2 separate regions of the Homo sapiens genome follow, and region 2 is linked to region 1. A link is a contact called in ENCODE Hi-C data. All regions are on one chromosome and are shown on one strand. The core of a region is the stretch at or near the end of the contact, and the rest is flanking DNA. Distances in the headings are between cores, read along the strand shown.

The links. A loop is a pair of places that touch in the nucleus more often than their neighbours do. Pooled maps may share reads with other maps.
Region 2: a loop to region 1 is called in a pooled map, with 4 times the contacts of the local background. The contact joins the enhancer-like site here to the promoter of NEK10 in region 1. A Hi-C loop is called at or near these places in 4 of 50 pooled maps.

What each region holds. Positions count from the first base shown.
Region 1 is chr3:27,367,580-27,371,077 of GRCh38, reverse strand. NEK10 (NIMA related kinase 10) reads left to right here and starts at 1,695. Exons shown (of 36, transcript NM_001394966.1): 1 at 1,695-1,853. RefSeq lists an enhancer at 1,937-2,437.
Region 2 is chr3:27,879,818-27,883,315 of GRCh38, reverse strand. No RefSeq gene overlaps it. Among named protein-coding and RNA genes, the nearest start is that of LINC01981, 47 kb to the right of the region's middle. RefSeq lists an enhancer at 1-147. Within about 2 kb of position 1,720, at least 5 of the 41 ENCODE cell types and tissues checked have a DNase peak (open chromatin) inside an H3K27ac peak, as active enhancers do.

The sequences.
Region 1 (3,498 bases), core at 446-2,945:
TTAAGACTTTAATTTTACTGAGTAGTGGAAAGATGGGAAGCACAATTGGTATTCTGGTGAAGATGAGAAGTTCAGTGCAGTCATGTCTCACTGCTTAATGTTTATTTTTTGAGATAGAGTCTTGCTGTGTCTCTCAGGCTGGAGTGCAGTGGCATGATCTTGGCTCACTGCACCTCTGCTTCCTGGGTTCAAGTAATTCTTGTGCCTCAGCCTCCTGAGTAGTAGGGACTAGCATGTGCCACCATGCCCGGCTGATTTTTCTGTTTTTAGTAGAAACAGGGTTTGGCCATGATGGCCAGGCTGGTCTCGAACTCCTAACCTCAAGTGGTCCTCCTGCCTCGGCCTCCCAAAGTGCTAGGATTACAGGTGTGAGCCACCAAGCCAGGCCGACTGCTTAACATTTAGAATGTATGTACAGAATACTTTTTCTACTCAGCATCGGTCTTCCTGCCCCGTCACCTTGTTTTGTTTTATTGGTAACATTAATCCTGATTGTTTTAGATCTCTGAAGTTTAATTAGTTCTGCTATACTCACCAGAGTTTGGCTTTCATCTCGCCTTTCTGCATTTCCAAAATAGGACCGTCTTCATTTTAAAAAATGCTTTCAATTACCCAAGCTTAAGTATTGTTAATCCAATGGGCCTACTTACTATCCACACCAGAAAAACGTTAGGGTTCACTGTATTCATTTAAAATCCAGTTTGGGAAGATGTAACCACCAGACACACACACGAGCGTTTAGTGATACCAAGATGAGGTTGAACAGGGCCCAGTACTCGAAGAAATCGTCGAAGGAGCATCATCGTGGTTAAGACCAGACTCGAAGTAGGTTTTACCCTGACTCCATCACTAGCTCTGCCATACTGGACTACTTAGGAAACTTCTTGTGCCTCCATTTTATAACTAAGTGAAATAAGGAAAGAATTTGAAATCGTGCCCGGCACAAAATTAAGCACTTAATAGATTGGCATTTTTCATTTATTTAAAGTTACAGAATGTCAGGTATATTTTTAAAGCGTTATCTAATGCAGTTCAGAAATTTTAAAGAAGCTCCAGACTTTCACAAAAGGTGAAGTGACTTGCCCAAAGCCACAAAACGAACTGGCGATAGTTATACTATACAGGTTTCTTGAATCCCAGGTCACTCTTTTTGTGAAAAATACGGTGCTGTGGCACCTTATTCTCATTGCCTGTGGCTTGAGTAACTGAAGACGTTTTCATGCCATATGAAAGGTATTTAGCATGCTGCATTGATTCCTTATCAGATTAAATCTTTGCTTTTAAAGAGAATTGATTTTTAGCCCATAGCAATTCTTGAAAGTAAACACTCCAAGATGAAGCTGCCCTTTCCCATCAAAGGTTAGACACCCTAAATCCAGAAAAATCTTCAACGTGTAGGAGACCTGTTCACAGGTAGCTCTAGGTTCCGGTGAAGTGGCTGCAGCACAGCCTTCAGCATCACTTGCTGCCTCTTCTGCTTGCAAGCTTGGTGGTGGATCTAGCGCGTCTCTGGTTGCTACGGCGATTCCCCGGCAGGCGTCATCCGTCGCTATGGCGTTCTGCACTGCGCAGCATGGCTGCTCCCGATTGGCTGAGGCGCCCCAGGTGGCGGAGGAAGAATTGTCGGCATTGGCCTGGCCAGCGCTGGTTGGTGGCCTGGAGGAGGATTTGATTGGAAAACCAACGGTGCAGCTGGCCGCGGTGTCCCTGAGGTTGAGGGGACCGGGAATAGGCTGGGGGGAGGACGGGACGGGCTGAGACTGGACGGGACCCCCGGTCTGCAGCAGCAGGTGACAGCAGCAGGGACAATGATAAGGAGATTGGCCTGAAGGAGGGACCGTCCCTCCCGCGCGGTGAGTAGGCGGGAGCCGGTGCTCGGCTGTGCCGGCGAGCAGCTTGAGTCAGGGTCTCCGGGGAGACGTCCTCAGGTCCCTGTGGAGCGGCCCCGAAGCCTCGGGAGCCAGCTTCACTAGACAAGAGGCAGAGGTAGAGAATGCGGCTGTGGTGGGTAAGTGAGTCACTGCGTGAGGCAGTCTTTTCAAAGCAGGTGGGTTTGTGTTGGACGGATGGATGGTGGGAAAGCGCCATCAACGATGCTTCTTGGCGCTTCCATTTTGATAACGGAATTATTCTGGTTAAATGGAGCCTGAATGTGTCTCTTCCAATCTGCTCCGACGCCTCTGGAGGTTCATTCTTCATCTCTATGAGCGTCGCTTTTCTGCCTTCTCCTTACAGGATGCTGCTTTGACTTTGCCCCTCTGCTTTTCTGCCCTACTTCGGTGAGCCCTTCCACTTCCTCGCCTCAGGCACCATCTATCTGACGATGATTAGAAAGTCTCCAACTGGAACCTAGCCTGCTCTACTAACTGTCAGACCCCAAAATCCAGCTGCCAAGTTAACGCCACACATGTGCAACCCTGAACGCCATCTTCCCCATGTCTGCTGCTGCTCTTGGATTCCCTATTTTGGGCATCACTATCCATTCAGCTTTCAAAAACTACACTCTAGACGACATCCATGACACTTACTGCTGCTTCCTCTGCATCTCTATCAATTATCAAGACTATCCCTTCTTAATAGGTGTTGAATCAATTCCCACATTACCATCTCTATTTTTACTGTCTCAATTTCCACCATCGGTTGGTTAAATTCAACACCCATCTGGCTTCTCCGATTCTAGTCTGGCCCTATCTATCCAATCCACTTTTTTCCCCACCATTGTTGAACTGATATATATATATGTGTATATATATATATATGGAGTCCTTCTAAAAAAGACTCCTTTTTTAGAAGGAGTCTTGCTGTGCTGCCAGGCTGGAGTGCAGTGGAGCGATCTCAGCTCACTGCAGCCTCCGCCTTCCGGGTTCAACCAATTCTCATGCCTCAGCCTCCAGAGAGCTGGGATTACAGGCGCGAGCCACTACGCCTGGCTAATTTTTGTATTTTTAGTAGAGAAGGGGTTTCACCATGTTGGTCAGGCTGGTCTCGAACTCCTGATCTCAGGTGATCCACCCGCCTCAGCCTCCCAAAGTGCTGGAATTACAGGCGTGAGCCACCGTGCCCGGCTAAACTGATCTTTTTAAAACGCACATAAGGGCATTTCCCTTCCCTACTTAAAGTCCTGCAATGATTCCCCATTACCCTAATCCAATCTTTAGTTAGGCCTTCTATCAGCAGTTCCATCTTGATTGTTCCCAGAATATGTCACATTCTCTCCTGTGTGTAATTATCTCACCTGTTGCTCACACTGCCTGGAATGGACTTTCCTTTTTGCACCCCCACACTCCTGCTCTCACTCCCCAATCATTTTCTGTATGTTGCTTGATTACTGTTTCTTTCTCTGGACTGCCTCTGTGACGGCAGAGACCATCTTTGTCTCAGTCACTATTGTTATATATATCCAGCATTTAGCCCAGTGCAAGACATCGTAACAGGTGTTCAACAAATACTTGTTAACTGACTGAATCTCTAAAATGAGAAGTTACTGTTTGCCATGGT
Region 2 (3,498 bases), core at 471-2,970, 510 kb before region 1:
GAGGTGGGTGAAAGGCAAAATAGAAAGGGCTTTCCTTTGAGGAGAAAAAAAAACAAACTTTGTACAGTAACAAATTCAGATTTCACTCAGTAAACCTAAAGGCACCACTAAATGAGGCTTATTTAAATTAAAGATAAATTGAAAATAGTTAAAAAAAAGTACTCTACAACCTTGAGATTCCATTTCTTAATATGTATTAGAGAATCCCTGGTTATAATAGTATGAAACTGGAAAAATAAATGGAAAATAACTGAAATGTCCATCAACAGGAAAACAGATTAATTATAGTATATGCATACACCGAAATGTAATTCGGCAGATGAAATATCACTACATAGATCAACATGAATAGACTTTTAAAAACATAATTGCAAGTAAAGACAGATGTGAAACAATATATATAGAACAATAAAACAGAGAATAATACTATATATTAAGAAAAACATATATGTATATAGATTTATGTAAAATTATGTCCTGAAAAATACACACCAAATTTAGATAATTGCCTCAAGGGAATGAAGAAAAATGACACAGGTGAACATGACAGTGAGTGATAGGGGAGAAGAAAGGCCCTTCAATTTTATGTGTAATGATGCATTATTTTAATAGTAAAATTCCATGCTGTTTTACCAAATCCAAGCCATTAAATATAAAACCATTATTATTCGATGTATCAAGAAGAAAGTTGTCACAATATGCACAATAATTTTAAATTAAACTCTTGAAAACTTAACAATAAATAATATTTTAGTATAAGTTTGTCCCACTGAATTTCAAATAAATAATACATATTTTTTTTCTATAAATGTATACAAATATTTCATGGGTCTGATTTGTACTAAAAAATTGTTGTTTATTTGAAATTCAAATTTAACTATGTTTTTATTTTCTAAATATGGTAAACCTATCCAAAGTTGTAACTAATCTGACAAAAGGACAAAGCAAAAAAATATAACTGGAAGCTAAGTGGGAAAACAAGAAATAGAGAGTAGGTTGGAAGTGGTTGCTAGCGAAGAAAAACAACTAAGCAAACCAATCCCCAGTTAGTTATCCTGACAGCATATATTTTATTTGAAAACCATATACGGTTTTTTTCTGTTTCTTATTTTTATACAGGGTTCCACTCTAAATCGTGGACATATTTGAACCACTGAGCAATGAATATAATCTCAGCAGCCTCGGTCATCAGTTTGTCATTGCCTAATCAATGGGTCCTCATGGGTTTTACCAGCCCTTGAAGGGAAAAGCCAGCACCAAAGGTCTCTCCCAGGAGACACAAATTGATCTGGCAGGCTGGCTCAGGGGCCACCTTCTCGAAACTCAACTCTGTTGCTGCCTTCCCTTTCACTGATTAAGTAAAACAATCTTGGAGTCTTTTTTAACTTTGGATTTGAATATCATACAGTAGTGTGTGCTAGAACTCCCTGCACCAGCTTGAGGGAGATGACAAAATTTTCTCCAACCAGGTAGGATCAGCTCCTCCTTTGACAAGGTAGAGACGCTGAAGCCCTTGTCCTGGGTCACAATCATTTTCTGTGGCAAGTTCACAGCTTCACCAGCTTCTAGAACACAGGCATACCCTGAATGCTTAAAAACATTAAAAAAAATACCCCTTCCTGTTCTTCTCTAAGTTACAAAAATAGAAGGAAGTGGGGTGCGGGGAGGCAGAAAGAGAGGTGTCAAGCAGACATTCCCTGGGTCTGAAAGAAGCAGCAGACTCCACAGTGTCTCACACCTTCTCTGGGTTTGTGCAGAGAACTGATGCTGCTTACTTACCCTGTTGCTTGCATGTAGGTCTAGGGAGGTTAATATCTTCTCTTCCCTCCTCGGTTTTACTTGCAATAGTTGTTAAGGTGAGAATTTAGTTATTGGGTGTTTTTCACCTTATGTTTTGATCGCGAGGGATTTAAAGTTACTTTCACTTTTGCAAACACTGTAGCCCTGATGGAGAAAACTGCAAACCCTCATCAAGGGCCCCCTAGTAAAGGAGACATTGGGAGAAGATATTCCCATGGTGCTCATAGTTCTTAGAGCTGTCAAAGGCCAAGAAGCTCCTGAAGTGGCAGGCTCTGACTACTGGCTTTCCAATTTACCTTGTTTTACTTCTTCCTCACCAGAGTGCAGTAAGGGAGGTAGTATGTCCCCCATTTTATAGAGGAGGAGACTGAGACTGGGCTGGGTAGCAAGAAAGCAGAGGCAGGAAAAAAGAGACGGAGTCATCTGGCATTTACAAGGCACTAAAATCACTGGAAATGAAATACAATGAAGACAATGCTATTTCCCAAAACCACTTTCAGAAAAGACTTACATGTGGGTTGCTTTACCAAGCCGCTTAGGGGAAGAAAAAGAAGGGGCAGAACTAATCCTCCAAAGAGGCTTGAGATAGATAGAGCTCAAGCTGCCTTCTAAGAAGGGATGGGAAATTTGGGCACAGAGCTTTTCTTGTGCTGGGTTGAGTAAGCTTAGGGGAGGAAAGGTGTGATATTTTCCTCAGCAGTCATAGGATCCAAGCCTACACACCTATAAAAAGGACAGGTAAACAAGAGAAAAGCATAACACAGTTATTTAATCAAAGTTTTATGTGACACGGGTGCCTTTAGAAATGAAGATCGGGAGATCCAGGGAAAACTGTCTATTTTTTTTAGGTTCAATGAAGAATAGACAGCCATGTAGAAATGTGATTGGACAAAAGAGTATGATCTAATGATAATAGGTGGCAAACCCAGCAAGGCCTTTCCAGAATCTTCTTGTCTTCTCTGTGTAACATTCCTTCCTCCTGGATATGGGACAGGGCCCTCGGAATGAGGTCTTCAAGTAAGAAGGGAGAAGGGGAAAAGTGACCTTTTTAGTTTTTATGGCTTGCTTTGGGTGAGAGGAGGACTAGTTTCTATGACCCACCTTGCAAAAGTGAAATTCTGGTTTCTGTGATTTGCTTTTGAAGAGAAAGAGGGGCAGGAAACCAGAGGATGGGAGAAGGTCAGGCAGACCTTGTTTCTGAGGCCCTCCATGTGTCCTTCAGTTCAGAGTACTCAGCACACCAAGGTGCCATATTTGGGGTATTGTGTTCTAAGCCCCAACATAAGTTTGGGATTAAAGGCAAATTGGTCTGGACAGTTGAGCAAGAATAGTACTTTTTCCCTATCCAGCTTCCACACTGCTGCCCAGCCTCTCCTCTAAATGGCATACATTGACAAGGAGAAGAATGGGACAATATCTCTTTCCTCATTGATGGAATTCTCTTTTTGAGGAAATCTCTCCTTTCATGATAGTGATAAAATTTTGGAAGTTGGAATGCAGAAGAGCACATAACTGACTGACTAAATAGACCAAAGAAAGCTGATCACCAGACATCTGAGGAAACACACAACATGAAAGTCAGAAGTCTAAGAAAAGACTGGGTGTGGTGGCTCACACTTGTAATCCCAACACTTTGGAAGGCCAAGACGGGAGGATTGCTTGATGCCAAAATTTCAAGAGTAGCCTGGGCAACATAGC